Regions from separate parts of the Mus musculus genome. Here region 1 is linked to region 2. A link is a loop called in an ENCODE intact Hi-C map of the cell type or tissue named here. Cell type or tissue: heart. All regions are shown on one strand. Links, peaks and the distances in the headings refer to the core of each region. The heading gives the core; the rest is flanking DNA.

Region 1 (9,740 bases), core at 952-8,951, 53 kb before region 2:
GTTATACTTCTTGCGGAAGGTCTCCACCTTGAACTTGCCGCGATTGTCTCCAGACTTGTTGCTGAGAATGGGCTCGTCGCAGCTCAGCGGCTGTTCCTGCTCGTACACCAGCCAGACATAGCGGTGGAGACCTGTGCCACTGGGAGGCCCGGAGCCCACATAATCTGAGAGGACAGTGCCACTGCTAATGTCGTTACCCTTCATGTTGACCACCAGGAAGTGCCACTCCCTGAATTTGGGATCCTTCCTGCTGGGAGCATCGGGGTCTGTGAGGACCAGGGTGTAGAGTTTCCCAGGATCAAGGCCGTCCCATGAAATGCTGCTGGGCCTGTTCATAACCTGGGTGGGCGTTAGCACTTTGCCCAGCTCGTCCACCGTCACCCCGGCGTAGTCGACCCGCAGGGCGTGCTGGGGCGGCTCGTCCACCTCCTGCAAGCACAAGGGCCCGGCCCACTGGCTGATGTCGGCGGCCATGGCGATGGAGAGTTCAAGAGTTGCTTTTAAAAGCATTTTGTGGGTGTACACATGTGACCACCCATATTAAACACCAAGAATGTTTGGCCTGAACATGGTAGTTTGTTTTGGAAATGTGTAACTATAGACCTGTTGTGTGATCAGGTTAATTCAGTTATGTGACTTGCTATTGTTTATATTGTGTGTACACAGATATGTGCTATGTTCATACATTGTATGTGATATCGATAAGATCCAATTTTATCCTAATAATAATGTGCTGATGATTCTCTCTGCTGCACGTGACAAAGAGAAATGTCCATGTCCTGGGACTTCATAACTGGTTTCCATCCTTGAGTGAAATTGGCTCTACTGATTTTACATAGAAGTGCTTTGTAGTATAAGGCTGGTGAGTGACTTAGGCCTGCAGTCCTTAAGTACTTAGCCCTTGTAGATTAAGAGGGCTCAGTGATGATGGAACTTTGACCAGTTTTTGTTCCTGTGAGTTCTTCCATAGGTTAGCGAAAGAAAAAAATATTTGTGATGTAGGCAATTTTGAATTTGGTACTGGCTTCTGGGGAGATTTTCAATTACTTGAGGAAATAGAAATGAATAGTTAAATGTGAGGTGAGGGACAGTATTCTGATGTGATTGACCCAGACTAATGACACAGCTAGTGCTCTCTGAGCCTAGACTAGGTTCCTGGAATGACAGAGTCTACCAAAGAGGTGGCAGGGCTTGAACTAGATCTGGATGAGTCTGGATAGGGGCTTGAAAGGGTTAATGTATGTATAGTTGCAAGAAGAGGCCAAGTAATTCTGAGCACACTGCTTCACTAAGAACTGCGCCTTCTTTCCCTCCTTTTATTCCTCCTCCCACCCTGAGAATGGCTGCATCATTCCCCTTCCTGAACTGTCCCTACTGAGGCAGTCTCCAAGCTTTACAACTTACTTGCTTTAAAACGCACAAGGTAAATGCATTGAATGGTTTTTATTTTGATACATAATCACAATGTATTTTAAAGGGGGCATTAATTAACTTTAGAAAGTAAATTCAGGGTGGCTACTATTCTTTCAAAAGGAGATGGTACATGCCTTTTAAAGTTTATATTTTAGACAAAATGTTGCCCATATTTAATATCAATTTCTTTCTAAGCTTATACCCATTTCACATCAAGATAATGTTTTCATTTGTATTGTAAGATCTACTCAATCTCTATGTTTGTATTCTTTAAATGTATTCCTGTATACATGTATGAAATTACTGCTGGTTGCATTGTTTTGTTTATTAATTACTATTGGGAAATACAACTTATAGTTTTGTTTATTTACTTAGCCATAATTATTAGTACAAAATGCTGAAATATAATAATCAGCCGTTTCTACTTTGGTTGAAATACCTGACTTTGCTTGTATTTTAACTTACATCACTGACTGATTTTATTACCTTAAGGATAAATAATTAGTATGAGGCAGAATTCATCAAGTATGGTTCCTACCTGATTGCCTGGAATAGAAAACTCAAATGTAATTGTGTCTGTATGGAACCTCATGTAATCTTCTGAGATTGCAGCTTTTACAGGTTGGATCAGTTCTTTATACCCTTGTATTCGTCATCTTCCAATTTGACTGTACCAAACATGTATAGCTCTGTGTGTGTATTGGTGTGTCTATGTGTTTATATGTTCTTATTTGCTTAACAACTTATGTAGCATTTAAATATTATTTTGTGTTACAGTTCATAAAAAGATAAATCATCTCATAAGATGATGAATACAGGTTTTATGCAAAAACCAACATTTAAAGAGTTAGACATTTATGAAGTTTGGTAATTAAAGAGGGAGAGGTCCTAGAGTCAATGCCTCCTAATATGGAGGGAAGATTGCACATAAGTCTCAAGTCAGTAGGTTCTCCAGGTTAGAACTGTACATATTAATAACTGTTGTATCTTTAGTCTGAAATGCTATCTGGCAGAGTAGGCTTCATTAAATCGCCCTTGCCCAGCCCTGTGTTAACTTTTTGAAGCACTCTCTGGTTTCTTATTACTTTAGATTCAAAGACATGAAGTGACTCTCCTTGGATCTGCCAGGAGCCCGTTCAGTTGGCTCTTAACAATCTGTATGCTATGTGGTTGGGGATGCTTCTTTTCCCATGTCCAGCTTTGGCTCCTTGGTTCTTAGAACATCTTACTCGATGGGCTGTCCTGGAATGAATGGCAAGGCTGACCTCTAATGTGAATAGAAAGTCTCTGAAAATTCTGACCTGTCATACTGACCTGGCTGTGTGAGGGTCCTCTCCGATCTTAGTCCCTATTGTAACTTTTGAGTAGCAGCCCCACTGACTTTTGAGGTAGGGAAGGAGTGGAATCGCAGTCAGAAGAATTGCATTACCAGGTTGCTGACAAATGGGAAGGTGTTTGCATAAATTTAGCTCCATTTGTAGCTTTGAGTAAAAAGGAGTTTTCTCTTACTGGGGGAAAAAAGCTGAGTAGTGAGGTGGTGGTGGTAGGGTGTGGGGTTGGGGATATGTGTGTGGTTCTGAGTTCCAGCTAGAGAACTCCGCACTCAAAATGCCTTCCAGTAGTGGATTATACGTGCAAAAGGCCTGTTTATAAAGGTATTCACCCAGGGGAACCAGCAAGATGCTTTGGCCAGGTGGTAGCAACAGATTCTGTTGTTTCCCTCTTCTTCCGAGGGGACCAGCAGTAGAGCTGGAAAAGATGTAATCTCTTGCTGCTATGAATGGAGTAACCACAAACACAGGACCTCTGGTAGTCACAAGTCTGAACTGAGTCAGACTGGCCCGTCTACAGGTTCAACAGGACTGCATTCCTCTTCAGGCTGTGCAGGAAAATCAGGTTTATACCCTAAGTTTTGATTCCTTCCTCCATGTTCACAGGTGGCAGTAGGGGGTCAAGGGTCAGGCCCTCACACCGTACCACTCCAGTCTCGTCTGCCTCGCTTTTCCGCTAACAACCTCCATGGTTACTTTAGGGCCACCCAGCTGACCTAGGATCATCTCCCAGTTTTAAAACCTAATTTTCCTTGCCATATAAACAACACTTTCACAGGCACTGTGAACTTGGATATCTTTGATGAGCCATTTTTTTGCCTACCATAGTAAGAAGTGACTATTCATGTGCCTTAAGCAAAGGCACAGCTAGAGCCATAGGAACATGTCAGCCTGAAGTGATGTCATGTGAAAGGAGTCGGAGAAATACAGTCATCTTTCCGTATTCAAAGGTTGTATATTCTAAGAATTCCAGTGGATTCTAGAAACAGGCACTATTGCGTTCTGCGTAGACTGTGTTTTCCTATGTGCCTGGCGAATGTCATGCCAGAGTTAATGTGGGCAGGTAGTGTTTATATGGCATGGACACAAAAGATGTTGAGATAGTGCTCATTCCAGGCAAGATGGGTCTGTGTTCCATTATGATGCTGAGAACAGAGCATGGGTAAAATCTTGGCATTGTGTAGTTCTGTAATAGTTTAACATTTGGCCTGTGGTTATTAACTGTAAATGAAACCACAGAACATGAAGCTGCATGAAAGGGCACTGTGCCAAGTGTCTTTCTCAGTCTCCTGGCTAAACACAGTGGTCAGTGTTGATGCCTCTTCCATACATACAGAGATCAGAGTGAGCAGAGGGAGAGGGACCAGCAGGGCCATGCTGAGGTTGTCACACACAGGAAGAGACTGTAGCCAGTCTGTGTTGTTTGGAGATGGGGTCCGCTTGCCTTAGTCTTCAGAGTGCTGGGATTATAGATGCATTACCATACCTACCTCCATTCTGAATCTTGGCTCCCTGAAGACCACAGAACTCAGTAAGTTTCTGAGTGTCAGTGTGGGTGGGGCATGTATAACTTAGTCCAAAGGTGGAACAAGAGAATCCATATTCTTATTTTACATTTCAACCTGCATCCATCCCCCTATTGTATTTTAATAAAGCATTTCTCAAATCTTTGTTAGTTCATACTGCTCATTGGGAAAGTGTTTGTGTTTGTTCACATAGACACCAGTGTTTCCTGAAATGTTCAGCTGTCTCCACATCTCTCCAGCCTACCGGAGAGAGTTGCTTGATGAGTTCCCCAAAGGTTTCTCCAGGCAGAAACATTACAGGACAGGTTCCTTGATGGGCATCTTAGTGGAGTTGCCTTAGCTTCTTGCCTCCTCCTGTTCTGGCTATAACTCAGCTGCAGTCAGCCCTGTACTATGCTTCTGAGAACACTGACTTAGTGCTAGGGGAGCTTTGGCAGAAAGACTTGATCTTCTGTTGAGTAGGCAAGACTAAAAAGCTCCCTTCCTTTGAAAAATTGTGTATATACTTTTCTGTAAGTTATAGATGGTTTTATATTTGTTTAGTTTTTCTTTGCTCAGAAGGTTGAATGTTTCTAATAATACATTTCTTTAGTAAACCCAGAACACAAAGTTAAATTTTGTTTGCTCACAAATGGTGTGCTGAGGCCAGTACAAGCTTTCTTCTTTAAAAGCCTCAATTATCTACAACGTGTGTCCCTAGGATTATTCTTCCTGACTGCTTTTTCTATGGCTGGTGCTTGCTGAAAGGCATGTTTAAAACGACGGCTTCCATTGAATAAGGACTGTTGCACAGATTATCCACATACAAATGGACACTGAATGAGCTGATTTTTGTGGAGCTGAGGGTCTTCTACATTTGCATCCGTGCTTAACAGTTCTTACAGTCTGCATCCTCATATTTAAAGGTCACCACTGTTTCTTTATTTGAAGCAAAGATTCACATAAATGGGGGTAAATTTTTTAAATCATATTTTTAGTTTTGTACTAATGGCTTAGTAAGCTTGATAGGCATCTGTTGTGGCCAAACAGATCAATGTGTCAAAGTATGGTTCTGGTTTAATGAAGTTTAATCAATATATCTGTATATTACTCTCCTTTCTATGAGAAAACCAAAATGAAGACTTATGGAGAAGTACTTTTAAATACACTGTAGGTATGCATATTCACTAGCTTTTAATTTGTAAGCTTTATTGTTTATCAGCAGTGTGTATGAGCACGCTGTAATGGCAAGGAAGGGACACTTGTGCTCCAATGGACTTTTGAATGCTCTCAGGCAGGTATTAGTATCTCACTGGTGATGTCCGTATGGGGCACTATTATTTTGAGCAGAAATTCTGCTCAAAATTTTTTGAGATAGGACTCTACTACTATGGTAGTTTTGTAGGAAAAATGAAAAAAAAAAAGTCTCAGATGTGGTGACATATAGCTGGTTGCTGGCACCAAATTACAGAAAAGGAAAGACAGTGGCAGAAAAAGAGAACCCAGGAAAAGGCCAAGGGGAGAGTTAGTTGCAATGAGATGCCTACAGCATCATACAGAAGAGGCTCAAAGGCTTTGAGAAAGGAGTAGATTGGAGGACCAGGAGATGGTTACCTGTATTCAGTATCAGCTGCACCTCGGAGAGCAGCCAAGGTGTTAAAGAAGAGACGGTCCTGAGAGATGATTACAGCCAAGAGGAGGGAGAAGCACAGCTAGAGGGGCTGGGGGAGGATAGGCAGGACTCCTGAAGAAGGAAGTGACTCATATATCAGGTATGGCAGGAGGTGAAGACTCAGAAAAGTGCCCTGGAGGGCCTGTGGCCACCCAAGAGCTGTTTCAGCAGACTACTCAGAGAAGGTTGGTTGAGAGAGTCTGATAAGGTTAAGTAAAGTTGCTAGCCTCCAAACCTGGGAAGGAGAGGGTAGTGATACTCACCCAAATGCCCTTGGGAACTTTCAACTCCTTCTACTCTGTATATAGATAAAGTAATGCTCCTCAGCAGGCCGTGCCGTGTATTGCATGTGTCTCTGGGTTATATGGTCCTGAGGTTGTCTCTCGGTTGAGAATCCCAGTATTGAAAGGTAAAACCACCCATACCTCTGCTTGGTCAGAAGGTTAAGCAGCCCTCCCTCCTCCCAATGCTTGAGCCAGAGATGAAAACTGTCTTCCTAGCTATGCTGAGCCTCCATACACATACCTCCCAGCTGTGTGGTCAGTCCCCTTACCTCCCAGCTGTGTGGTCAGTCCCCTTACTTCCCAGCTGTGTGGTCAGTCCCCTTACCTCCCAGCTGTGTGGTCAGTCCCCTTACTTCCCAGGCCCTGCCTGCAGGGGCTCATAGGAATTGAGAGCTCAGCCACTAAGCTCCCAGAAGGGTGAATTGAAAGCAGGTTTGTAATGAAAATGCAATAACTTTCCTACTTGGTACTTTCTCCTATAATCATGGGCTTTTAGTAAATCAGGGTCTGGGACAAAGAGAGCTGACAGCTCTGTTTTTAAAAGCTTTGGGGTAATTTGTAAGGAATTAAAAAGAAACCTGGCTTTATGAGAAAAATGTAACCTCATTTCAAAACTTGGGTTATAAACCTTTATCGTCATTTCAGCATGCTTGACCTGTAAATTGTTTTTTCATTAAACTAAACAGAAGGCAAGAAAGTGACTTTTTAAGAGTATAAAGGACTTTCTTCTCCTTATTAACATTCAGGGCAGTGATTTAGACAGCAGCCCTATACATTCTGCCTTAGGTTTCTTCCTCCCTTCCTGATCTTTTTGACTGATCTACATTCTAGCTCGTATGTGTGATCTGGATCCATGTAGGTTGCAGAGATCTAGGTGGGAATGGCAATATTTTAGGTTTTAACTGTATACTACAAAGCCAGGAGCTGAGAGGCCAAACTGCAGATGCCTGTTGAAAGTGACTGAATTTCTTAACGGAACACCCCAGGCAGTGGGCATAACCAAGCAGGTCAGCTCTGGCTCTTTTCCCCTTCCCCTCCTTCCCCTCCTTCCCTTCCTTCCCCTTTTCTTTAAATTTGTTTATTGAATGTATGTGAGTACATTGTAGCTGTCTTTGGACTCACCAAAAGAGGGCACAGGATCCCATTACAGATGGTTGTGAGCCACCATGTGGTTGCTGGGAATTGAACTCAGGACCTCTGGAAGAGCAGCAGTCAGTGCTCTTAACCGCTGAGCCATCTGTCCAGCCCCTGGCTTTTCATCAGGAGGAGGCAAGGGTTCGGTGTGGGGATTTGGAAGCAGTAAGGGGTCAGTCAGTACTAACACCTCCAATTCTGCAGACTATTTCCACCCTTCACAAAGAAAGCTACCTTTGAACTTCAAAGACATATTTAAAAGAATTGCTGAAATGAGGTCGTATTTAAATAGTTGTGGGTGTATCCTGTTATTGATCTTGCAAGGCTAAACAACAAAACGGGAATCAAGGCTTCATGCATGTTCAGTGTGACTAGTTCATAGTTAGAAACTACCTAGGTTATATATCATAAAGGCAACTTGAAAGTAGTTTCATTATAATGTATCCTTAAAGGAACAACAATATGAACTAACTAGTACTCCCAGAGCTCCCAGGGACGAAATCACCAACCCAAAAAAAAAAAACATGATGGGACCCATGGCTCTAGCTGCATATGTAGCAGAGGATAGCCTTGTTGGTCTTCATTGAGAGGAGAGGCCCTTGGTCCTGTCAAGGTTCTATGCCCCAGCATAGAGGAATGCCAGGGCCAAGAAGCAGGAGTGGGTGGGTTGGTGAGCAGGGGGAGAGGGAGGTTTTTGAAGGGGAAACCAGGAAAAGGGATAACATTTGAAATGTAAATAAAATATCTAATAAAAAATGTATCCTTAAATTTGGAAGCTATTCATCTTCTATCTTTTGTCGTGTCCAACGAGATTTGTGTTTCTGAAGTCTGGGTAAAATTAAAAGGATATCTAGAATGAGGTCTGACATCTTTAAGTGGTCTTTATTAGAAAGTATTCTTAGTTGTTACATACTGCCAGATGTGAGTCATTATCTATGAAATACTGATAGTATTCACTTACCTCAAGAAACAAATCCAAGTTTTTTCAGCATGTTAAGATGTTAATAAGCTAATAGTTATATATAACCTATATTCTTCCTATACAAACGTATGACCATATGTGTATTTAGGAAACATACTGTTTTTTTTTTCTGACACAGGGTTTCTCTGTGTAGTTCTGGCTGTCCTAGAACTCACTCTGTAGACCAGGCTGGCCTTGAACTCAGAAATCCACCTGCCTCTGCCTCGGAAACATACTTTTACGTTTCATTATTCGCTGTATATGTAACACGCCAATATCTGGATATAAGATACCTATCTCCCTTGTTCCAGAACTGTGTTTGGCTTTCACAGGGACAAGTTTGAGAATGAGAAACTAGATGCTTCTTTAAGTAGTCCAGTGTTGGAGGATCGCTATGGGGCAAAAGAACACTTAGATCTAGATCATAGCCTTCCCCATATCAGGCCGAGTGGAAGTGCTTGTGCTGACCTAGAATGCAAAAATAAACAGATACTTAGATTATGTATTTATTCAACACAACAGGTATTTGGTAAATTAAGTTCAAGACCAAGCCTTGTGCTGGGAACTTGGTTGTGGTGTGTATTATTTTCCCTCATTCTGTCATTGTATGTGTTGACCATAGTGAGCACAAAATACAGGCACTGAGTTGAAATGTTTCTTTATATCGAATGTAAATGTAAAATACCATAGATGTTTCTGATTGGCTCAGTTGTATCTTGGCTCTCATGCGATGCCAGTGAAGACATTTATGGCAAGCAGCGGAGGGCTAAGCTTTAGTTCCCTTTGCTGCACTTCTATGGGATCATTAAGAAATGAAAGCTTAGACTCTGTGCCCTTATTTTGAGACTTTCTAACACTCATCTCCATACTAGTTTAGAATCTAGCTTTCTTCAGCCCCACCTCATTCTGGGCGTCCCTGCGCTGTTTAAGGAGTTCACATTACCAGTAATATCACTGCCTTTATTCATGTGACGAATCGTGTTCATGTCCACCCATGATAGATATATATGCTCAGTGTTTTCCTGAAAGCAGCATCATTCTGAGGGCTCAAAGAGATCAAAAAAGTGAACTAGCAATCTAATTAAATAGGTTTACTCATAGGGTAAGCCTGGAAAATTATTCTTAGAGTGGGTTGCGATATAAAAATATATCCTCTATCCTACCAGGAAGCCATGGATATGTCTCTTCATTTTTATTGATGGTTAATTTCTTGTTCAGTATAAAACTAAGTGGTTTTTTTTTTATTTAATTTAATTAATTTATTTATTTTTTTATTACAAACCATTCACTGACCTCCAGGATATGTTTATTTTGATTGGTTGTGTCTTCTGTAGTTGCTTCCATTTGATTGGTTGTGTCTTCTGTAGTTGCTTTCTTTTGGTTGGTTGTATCTTCTGTAGTTGCTTTCATTTTATTCTATTCTAGCTTTTCTGCATTACA
Region 2 (9,740 bases), core at 679-8,678:
TTCTTCCTCATCTATGTTCTGGACACTCTACCTTTTTTTTTTTTTTATAGCCAGGTAGCCTTTCCAACAGAAATAGGCTGTTACATATCACATCCTGGTATTGTTCTAGCAACCACAAGGATAGCACAAGGATACAGGTTCCATAAGCCCTGCTCTGGTGGTCTTCATAGAATGTAAGGAGCCCTCCTTCCTCTGATGTGTTTGAGATCATTGTCCCCTTGTTTTCTTCTTTGGTGTATGTTCCTGCTGCACCTTGTCTCCTTTTCTCTCAGTGGATCTTTGCTTTTACCTTTATATTGGCTGTTCTCCTGTTAGAAAATATGTAAATCTCAGATTTCTAACTATGTGAGAATCAGGATCTGCTGTAAACATTTGCTAAGAGGTTGGGATGTAATCACTTTCTCCCTAGAATTCTTCTGGAGATGAGACTCCATGCAGGCCACATGCCAGCAGTCCTGGAAGTAGAGACCAAGCATGATCTTCTCTTTTCTACCTGATGAGCTCATGTTCACCCTTGAAGACCCAACTAGGAGTCACCCTTTCTGAATATCTGACCTGGTACCAAAGATAGCTACCATGTCACCCGTCCTAGCTCCTTGTACATATGTCTGTGTGTTCTCAGAACACTCACCTCTATTTTCAGTACCTGACAATGACTGCTAACATTGGGCCATCACATCACTAATTTCTGTTTTCAACCACTTTCATACATACTCTTCTGGCAGCTACTGATGGACTTGGAAGCTGAAGGGCTGGGACATGTAAGCCAATTTTCCCTGTTGTTTTTAAAGGTCTGAGATCTCAAAGGTTCTAATCAAAACAACAGTAGCTACTGTTTACTAAACACTTGGTCTGTTACACTCTGTGCTTAGTCATTTCACGTATTATTCTGTCTCATTCTGAAAGCTGCAAACAGTGGAATTATAAGTATTTTTTATCCTTTCCTTATAAAAGAAAAACTGAGGACCCAGGAAGACCGGGAAACCTGCTCAGGGTCACATTGTAATAAATGGTAGGAATCTGAGTTGAGATCAGATTTTCTTGTTCTAGAGCCCATAGCCACTATGAAATAACAGGTTCACAGCGGGTGGGTGGAAGGCGGAGGGAAGACAATGTACAGATAGGCATTTGACAGTTGTTAGACACATGCATCGTTCATATGCTACTAGATAATATCACTGATTGAGCGCTTTATAAATCATTCCATGGGATATAAATTATTGATGTTTACTGGTGATGTCTAAAGTAGTTTCATAATATAAGGTTAAGAAGGAAGAAATGCATCAAGCTTACTAGAAAATGATCCTGGAGAATTATGATCGTTCTCATTAAAACATGGCAGAGGCAGGCAGATTTCTGAGTTCAAGGCCAGCCTGGTCTACAAAATGAGTTCCAGGACAGCCAGGGCTATACAGAGATAATACACTTACGGCACAAGGGCAAGTAGCAGTGGGAGAAATGAAGAGATGAGGAATTTCAGAAAGTGGGTAAACACTTTAGATAGGTTTGAAAATGTTCTTAATTTGGTGCATTCTTCAGTTTTACAGAATAAGCTGATCAAAAGCAGTATAAGATCATGAAGAATTTTGTAGATTATTTTATTGACATTTTCATTATTGATTAAAAAACCTGAAGGCTCTGCGAATCTTTAGAAAAAGAATGCAATAAGTAGATGGCTATAAGTTTTCTTTTTTTTTTTTTTGCCGGGGGGGGGGGGGGGTGTTCACTACCTGGTTTAATATTCTGAGGCATCAGGTCAAATGAGCCCACTTTCCACAGTACCAAAAGTTCCCTGACAATAGCCACAGGACACACATCTCAAACACATTGAAGTATAGGGGAAAATCCTCACACTGCAACCTTAGGCTAAAGACTGCTGCATCTGGGTTTGCCTTCATCTCCTTTTACAGAGTCCCCTCTAGGGAGGTCAGACAACTTTGAAAGTTTCCATGTAGTCCATAGTCATAGTACATGAGCAAACTTGCTCTTTGGCACACATCAGCTGGATTTTGTTTGATTGTGACCCTGAACCAATATATCATCTTTTATTGGATTGATTTTAAAATGCAAAAGGAATTTCAGAAATAGGACAGTCCATCAGTTGTCTTAAAGCCAAAATATTGAATAGAAGTCCCTTTCTAAGAAGTCACTGAGTCACTGGACAATGATGGCACATGCCTTTAATACCAGCACTTGGGAGGCAGAGGCAGGCTGATTTCTGAGTTCAAGGCCAGCCTGGTCTACAGAGTGAGTTCCAGGACCGACAGGGCTACACAGAGAGACCCTGTCTCGAAAAAAAAAAAAAAAGAGAGAAGAGAAGAAGTCACTGAGTCATTTTTTTGAACTTTGGACCCCTGGGGTATGATGTGACTCCTCTGGCCACCCTGATTTACCTCCTTTTGAGGAAGGAAACAGCATGGTACGATGAGCCTCTTGTGCAAACATCAAGTAGTAGGCGCAGTTCCCCCTGTTGCTCATCAGAGCATCCTGACAGTGTTCATTCTGGAGCCGGAAGTAGTAACTTCAGCCTCACTCTCCTCCAGCATGGTGAGTGATATTTAATGCTTAAGTTCATTTCTCATATTTGAGTATCTTTGATTCCATTATAATGTAGACGGTCTGCTGTCACATAACTGCCCCTTAATAGTTGCAGTTCCTGTCTCCTCCACAGACTCTACACGGAAAGATGATGTTCTGAGCTAAAATCTTCAGTGTTGTCACTGCATAGTGTGAATGAACAGCCTGCAGGAAAATTCAGCCTTCCGTGTATTTTTATAAAATTTGATTAGAGCATAACTGCACGCATTCATATGTACATGTCTGTAGCTGCACACATTTATATGTACATGTCCGTAGCTGCTTTGGCACCTAATTGGCAAAGTCGGGTCATTAAAACAGTGACCATATGGATCCCAAAGCCTGAAATGCTCACACATCCATACATAGGGTGAAATTCTTCCTATAGAACAATGAATGTTGGTAGACAGCTTGCACGCTACTTTCATGACTTAGATGGAATTCTGTGAAGACTGGTGTTCTGAATTAACACAGAAGTAAGTTTTAGAGTGTTGAGAAAATAGTTGGCTTTTGTTCCTTCAGCTTTGTCCAGAAACATTTCGTGCCACCCTGAGGCCTGATGAGGAGTGAGTCCCAGAGCTCTGGATTGAATGCCCCGCCCCTGCCCCCAGCAGTGCCTGTACACAGCACGGAGTGTCTAGTACTAAAGATGAGGTAAATGGCCAGAAATGTTCAGTAGTTTCTTTGGCCTTTGAGAATGAGAGCTGTTTTCTGCCCCATCTTGATGTCTAGTGCTTGACTGATGGTGGCTAAGAAGACTGTAATTGGGTTAGCGTTCTGTAGGAAAGATTTGATTTTGTAAGATAAAACATGCTCCCAACTTGTGACAGCCCTGCCCCCAGCATAGATGAACAACCCAGGAGCCTTGCTTTCTTCAAGGGATCCTCAGAGTCTTTGAGCCTCCTTCCTTTTTGGCTCACTGCCTATTTAGCAGCCTTCGTACCTGACTGGCGGACTCTGATAATCTTGGTCATTATTACTGTATCTTCTCAATTTAAGACAGTAAACTGAAAGGCTAGTGGAATTGTTTGATGGTTAACAGCACTTAGAGCTTTTGCAGAGGACTCAGGTTAAGTTTCCCATATGGTGACTCATAAGATTATATAGTAACTCAGGTTCCTGGGGATCCACTGCCCTCTTCTGGATTCCGAATATGTGCAGGCAAAACAATTCTATACATAAATAAATCAATAAATGAATAAATCAATAGGTTCAATGTTGTCTTGTTATATGTTAAGTCAAATTAGGATGGCCCATCCATCAGTCTCTGGACATGGTCATCATGCTTGAATGTCAGGGCCTGGTGCTACAGAGTAAACCTCTAAGTTAAAATAATATGGCCTTAGGAAACTGGCTTGTGTTTAGAGTTAGCTCTCAGCTGTGGTCAGTGGGACTTCTCATAGGCCCATTGTTCATATCACCAGTGGGTATGTGCAGTACAACTGTACTCATTGCTACAGTACCACTCCTTTAGGAAGGGATTTAGGTCTTTTATCATTTGGTTCATTCCCACTTTCAAAGAAGTTATTCTCTGGTTTACCATGGACTTTGATTAAAAGGTATTAGTTGAAAAACTAAGAAAATTCTGTGCCATTTCTGATTTCTTTACTCTTATTTCTTCTCTTTTCTGCCTCTAGCATCCCCCACCCTTTTGTGCACATAATTCCCTACTGCAGTTCATGATCACCTATCCTTTCTTATTACATTCTTAGTTAGCAAGTTACACTTGGGTACTTAATTGTTTCTCAATTGATTCATCTGTACTATCTTTGCTTCCCAGGTAGTCTGACATCCCTAAGGCAAAGAAGTATATTTTAATGTATTTTCATACCAGTTCCTTGTGCCAGCCACCAACTCCCATCAAAGACACGCGGAATTAGAATTTAACATAATACATTCTCATTAAACAGGTATATGTTATCTGAATTAAGCATAGTCACTGCACAGCAAGGCAGATAAGAAGCAACATTCTATTGTTTCTTGGTGTTTCAGAATTGGGTCAGAATTAATCAACACCCTTGAAAGCTGTCTTACAAGAAAATAAATTAGAAAAACTCAGTAGGGGAACTAAGGGCCTCTTTTGCCTTCCTCTGTCTCTCTCTTTGGATTTTGTTGTTTCCTTTTGTTTCCTACTTAAGAGACAGTCCATTTGTGTTGCACCAGTACAGTACCTCAGGCTCCCTGCCACAAACAATCCTGCTTAGCTCCCCTCTCCCCACCCCAGTAGTAAGGGCTATAGGTGTGCATTGTTGTGCCTGGCTGTGTGTGTATCTAATACAGGCTTTGTCTGTTTCTTTGTGCAATATAGTTGTGAATCTGTTGCTCTTGGCCTTGTCCTGGACTCAACACTGGGGTCTGCCTGGCACACAGAGTTGCTCGGTCCCACTGGTCTCTTTGATAATCATTTTGAACAGTATGTATATAGAATTAATATGTTGAGTCTCTTTCCTAAATGCTAAGTTCTTTTCAGGATACTCAGGATATTTGCTAAGGGGAAAAAATACTTTGTGAATTGTTGTAGTTCTTTTGTCAAAGAGAGTCGGGACCCATTCTCCCTTCCCTTTCTCTTTACTGTGGAGATTACTCTCCCCTGAGATAACGTTCTGAAGAATCGGGATCCATAACACTACTTTGTGGCCTTTGCCTTGCACTTGGGATTTCCTATGAAAAGCAAACAACGTTATGTCCAAAACTACCCGTAATAAATGCTACCGGTCACTGAGCACTAGCCATGAGGAACGCTTACTTCCCTTTTACCCACTGAGTTCACTTGAGACGGGAGTGCTTGTGTAATGAGTAACTGCATTCAGCTAACAAGCTGAACCAGATTCCTGGCCAATCAGATCAGAGGGAGGAGGGCCGCTCCATCCAGGCCTTCAGACCTGGGTTGCTTTGAACCTTGTCTCAGGGTAGTAGATTTCAGAACTGTCACTAAACCATTTTTTAAAGGTCTCTCTAACAATGTTCCAGTGGTTTGGTTTTTTGTTTTGTTTTTTTAACTCTTTTTCTCTGGAATTTTGTGCTCATCCAGCTCTGGACAGAGCTGTGTCTGGGCTTCTTCCTTGCCTTCGCTGCTTTCTGACAGTCAGATAGGATCTCATGGCATGATCTAGCTTTCTACTCCCAAGGGACTGGGCCTCTCACAATGAGGTCTTGTTAATTTTTTTTAATGAAGGCGACCTAGTTTTTGTAACCTTCTTTTTAATAATTAAAAATATGAAGCCTACCCAGCATCATTTTTCTGTGCCACGATTTTATCTTCATATCGAACTTGAACTGCAAATCTGTAACATGGCAGCCTTGCCATGGAGACACTTAATAGGGGTTAAAATCCCCCAGTGCCAAATATCTGCCCAGTGAGCATGCTGTTAATGCCACAAGGCACTGTTTTATCTTGTGTTTAGCTGGGTTTGCATCACATGCCAGAAACTTCTTTTCTTACTTACTACCCACAGGTCCTTTTTTCTTAATGGTGTACTTGCTAAGGTCTGTCTATATGCCTCTAACTTTTTCTTTAAAACTTTTTTTTAAAAAAAGCTAGTTCACTTATATGTTGCCAAATCTTATTCTGGGTTGCTTTCATTTAAAACTGGGAGGGACAATTGAGTTGTTCAAAGTTACTCTTATGCTCACAGTAGCTCAAATTTGCTATGGACAGACAATCATTAAAATTAATGATCACTTAGAATCATATCCCAAGCAAAAAAAAAGTCAAATTTAATTTGATTTGGTCATATTATTTTACCGAAGTCTCAGCTTTACTCTTTACTTTTAATAATTCAAAGCATGGGTATAGCTCCTTTTTTCTAAACTTAAAACTTTATTGTTTACAGCAAGAGATGATCCTGAAGTTAATTGTAACAAGAAAGCAAGCTAGTGGGCGTGGCTGCCTTCATCCACTCATGTATTCAAACATGCTACAGGGAGATGTTTGGGGATTATTACTTGGAATTTTATGATGACTTAACCCAAATAAAATCTTGGGCAAACTCCTTGCATAGCCCATGAATTTATCCAAGAGCTTTCATATCTTTCGCTTCTACCATAAAGCTGTAAGTCTAGTGTGCCATTAAACTCCAGGTGACTCTGTTGCTGTGGGAGAGGAACTGTGAGATTACTTTAGCTCTTTCTTTGCCCTCCCTTCCTTTTACTGAAAACCAACAGAACCCTATATAACTTTGCTCCATTCAGGAGATTCTCTCAGACATGTCTGTTGATCGGGTCAGCCTCCTCGGTTGTCACTGGACTGGATAGAAAGCCAGGGGAGAAGCTGTACCCTGGTGAGTGTGGTTGTACCAGTTACGTCATCCCGTGGACAGGGCTGAAGTCAGGAAGCATATCTCTAAATGAAGTTAAACCAGTGCTGCCCTTCCTCTGTTGTATTGAAATTTGTCAGTCGTTTTAATTCAGAATTTAGTTTTTACATAATGCAGGCGAGCTATGTCCCAGAAGTGTAATCACATAAGGATGGGTAGCTAACAGCCCCTTGGCTCCTGGGCTGGTTCCTAAGGAGTTCTCTACTTGCCTAGCCATTGCGCATTTCTCATAAAATAGTTTTCATTTGAGCAACACACTGAGCGTATGTTCCGTGGCTCCCTGCCGAGTGCTGGTAAAACAGCCACAGAAAAAGCTAGTCATGGACCCTGACCACTGAATCTGAGAGCATGTGGAAGAAGGCTAAATATGTTTAATTAACAAGTTCCAAATTATTTGGTGTCTTAATATAGCAAAAAGTCATCAAAGGCCTATAAGATAGGAGTAAAGAGGACTTAAACAGGCAAACCTACGTTTTCTAAAGCACTCTTAGATGTGGCTTATCTCCCAGATAATTAAGTCCCATGTATACCATGACTTCTTCCTGTCTCTGACATCAAGGAAAGATCTTCCGCCAGCTACCTTTTACACATGCATTGCCTTGGCAATGTGCCTGTGCCATCACCATAGCAACACTCTCAGAATGACCTCAGCAGCCACTCAGAGTCAGTCTTACAAAACAAATTATTTCTATAATTAACTCTCTGAATTTACTCTGTAATATAAATTTGCTTAAGCCCTGGTGCTTCTTTTTAAAAGGTTAAATGAATGGAATAATACAACAGGAACCCACCCACCCCCCATTTTCCATCAGTTTTGCTGAGAATATGAAGTATTTCAGTGGAAAATAAAGAGATTAGATATTACTTTATTCCATCCAAAATGTGGCAGGCACAAATGAGGAGGATATACGTAGTACACTAGAAACCCCACTTCTGGGGCTACAAAGTAAATCCCTTCCCCCAAGCCATTATAAAGTACAAAACTGCCCCGAGCTCTCCTGAGTCCTGCTTGCTAAGCCATGGTGGGACATGAGACGCTGGAGCTGGGGCACGCAGGCACAAGCTGCCCACGGTGGCCTTTCCTGAGCAGTGAGAGATACAGTTCTCAGTTGTCTTTTCTTTTCTGCTTCACAAATTGTGTCTTCAGTATTTCACCTTCTGAGCCATTCCATAGAAAAATAATTATATAGAAAGACTGTGCCTCTTTTGTTTGGTTGGTGAGTTTGTTTGGTTTTGTGTTGCTTTTATTTGGAGGGGGTGTTGGGGATGGTTGGTGTTGGATGTAGGTGTTCTATGCTGCAACTAATAGAAACAGATACTATTCAGCCATTTCCTTTTGCTAAACTACAGTAATTTGACTTTCTACCTCAAATGAAGTGAGCCTTTCCCTTCCCCAGCCCACGGAGACAAAGCCAGACTATCCAGCAAGATCATCCTTACTTTTAACTTAGTCAGAAATATATGGAACATTTTTTTAAATCTACTTATTTTATGTGTATGAGTTTTTTGTCTGTATGTATGTCTGTGCACCATGTACAAGCCTAGTACTGACAACATGACAGAGGAGGGCATCAAGATGCCCTGGAAGTGGAATTAGAGATAGTTATGAGCTGCTATACAGTGACTTAAACCCAGCCCTCTGCTTAATCAATGAGTCATGTCTGTAGTCTGCATGGAACATTTTAAATGACTATTTCCCTGTCATGATGGTGACAATATTGAAATAGAACAAAACTTGGCAAGCAACAAATGTTCAGTGTAAGTAGTTGTTATTCTACATGAGCTGTACAAAGGATGAAGAGGAAAGAGAGTGGTACCCTATGCACAGAGATATGCCACTGTCAGTTTTATAGGGTGGCTGCTGAGCCTTTGCAAGTCACTTTCCAGCTGCAGGTATGTATCCTGACTCCATGTAGCATACACAGTTTTGGGGAGGTTATTGCACTTTTTCCTGATGGAAGAGATGCTGTCAGCACAGTTGAATAGATAAATTCCCACTTTGTGTACTGATTTTTAATATCATCCCTGGAAAACATACATTTGTGCTTGAAAATGGTGCTAGCATTGGGTACTCTTGGTTCATCTTTAAAAAACAAAACCACAATTTCCCTTCATTCCTAGACTGCCACAGAACCGTGTACACAAGAATTAACAGCCCTCTTTTGTGACCTCTCTGTGTGTGACCTCTCTTTGTACATGTGTGCGTGCATACGTGTGTGTGTGTGTGTGTGTGTGTACTCGCGCTTTTGAGTGCGTGGTCATAACTAGAATGGAAGTATATTTCTTAGTTTCATTTTTATCTTGCCACTGTAAATGCAAACTTCTTTGATTTTTCTGAAATTTCTGAGTTCTTGTATATAAAATGATGGTCACATACATTTTAGAATATAAGCTTAAATTTTTCAAATCAAGGATCTGATAAATTAGAAAGTTGTATTTGTCCAGAGTAGCTTCTTGCTTTTGTATCTGATGTGGGCCACATTATCTGTAGAGGAGATATAGTTCTACAGATAATTCTCAGAATGTTAATCCATTAGGTGGCTCTAGGAGTATGCCAAGATTCACTAAAATACAGCTTTACAGTTGTATTCTCCAAGCACCCGCTTTGGTCCCGAGCCAGTTTTATAATAGTTGAAGGTAAGAAGCGAGCTCTTACTGGTCAGTAGAGAGCTCGATTCTGGCTGCAGAAGTGTTGATGTGTCTGGGACACAGCCCTGGAGCATGAACTTGGAGGACTGATACGCTTCCCACAGGGCAGAGATTTTACTTCCTCATTAATGCTGGACTTTACTGCTGTGAGTTCATGAATCATATAGGCGTAACACACACTTCCCTTGTAATATTTCG

Evidence for each region. A loop is a pair of places that touch in the nucleus more often than their neighbours do. Peaks named below come from ENCODE experiments on the same cell type or tissue, not always from the same donor. Only the 100,000 strongest peaks of a DNase experiment are listed, where the experiment ranks them.
Region 1: it touches region 2 in a loop (2.0-fold over the local background); 5 of 42 quality-filtered maps call a loop at or near these places.

Annotation. Positions count from the first base shown.
Region 1 is chr19:16,267,148-16,276,887 of GRCm38, forward strand. The region is part of intron 2 of Gnaq (guanine nucleotide binding protein, alpha q polypeptide); the gene reads left to right. It also overlaps the pseudogene Gm10819. Among named protein-coding and RNA genes, the nearest start is that of Mir496b, 43 kb to the right of the region's middle. In heart, for the core only: no CTCF peak of the experiment used is centred there; no DNase peak of the experiment used is centred there; H3K27ac peaks cover 230 bases.
Region 2 is chr19:16,320,739-16,330,478 of GRCm38, forward strand. The region is part of intron 3 of Gnaq (guanine nucleotide binding protein, alpha q polypeptide); the gene reads left to right. Among named protein-coding and RNA genes, the nearest start is that of Mir496b, 11 kb to the left of the region's middle. In heart, for the core only: a CTCF peak has its summit at 3,714 (motif pointing left); a DNase peak (open chromatin) is centred at 5,393.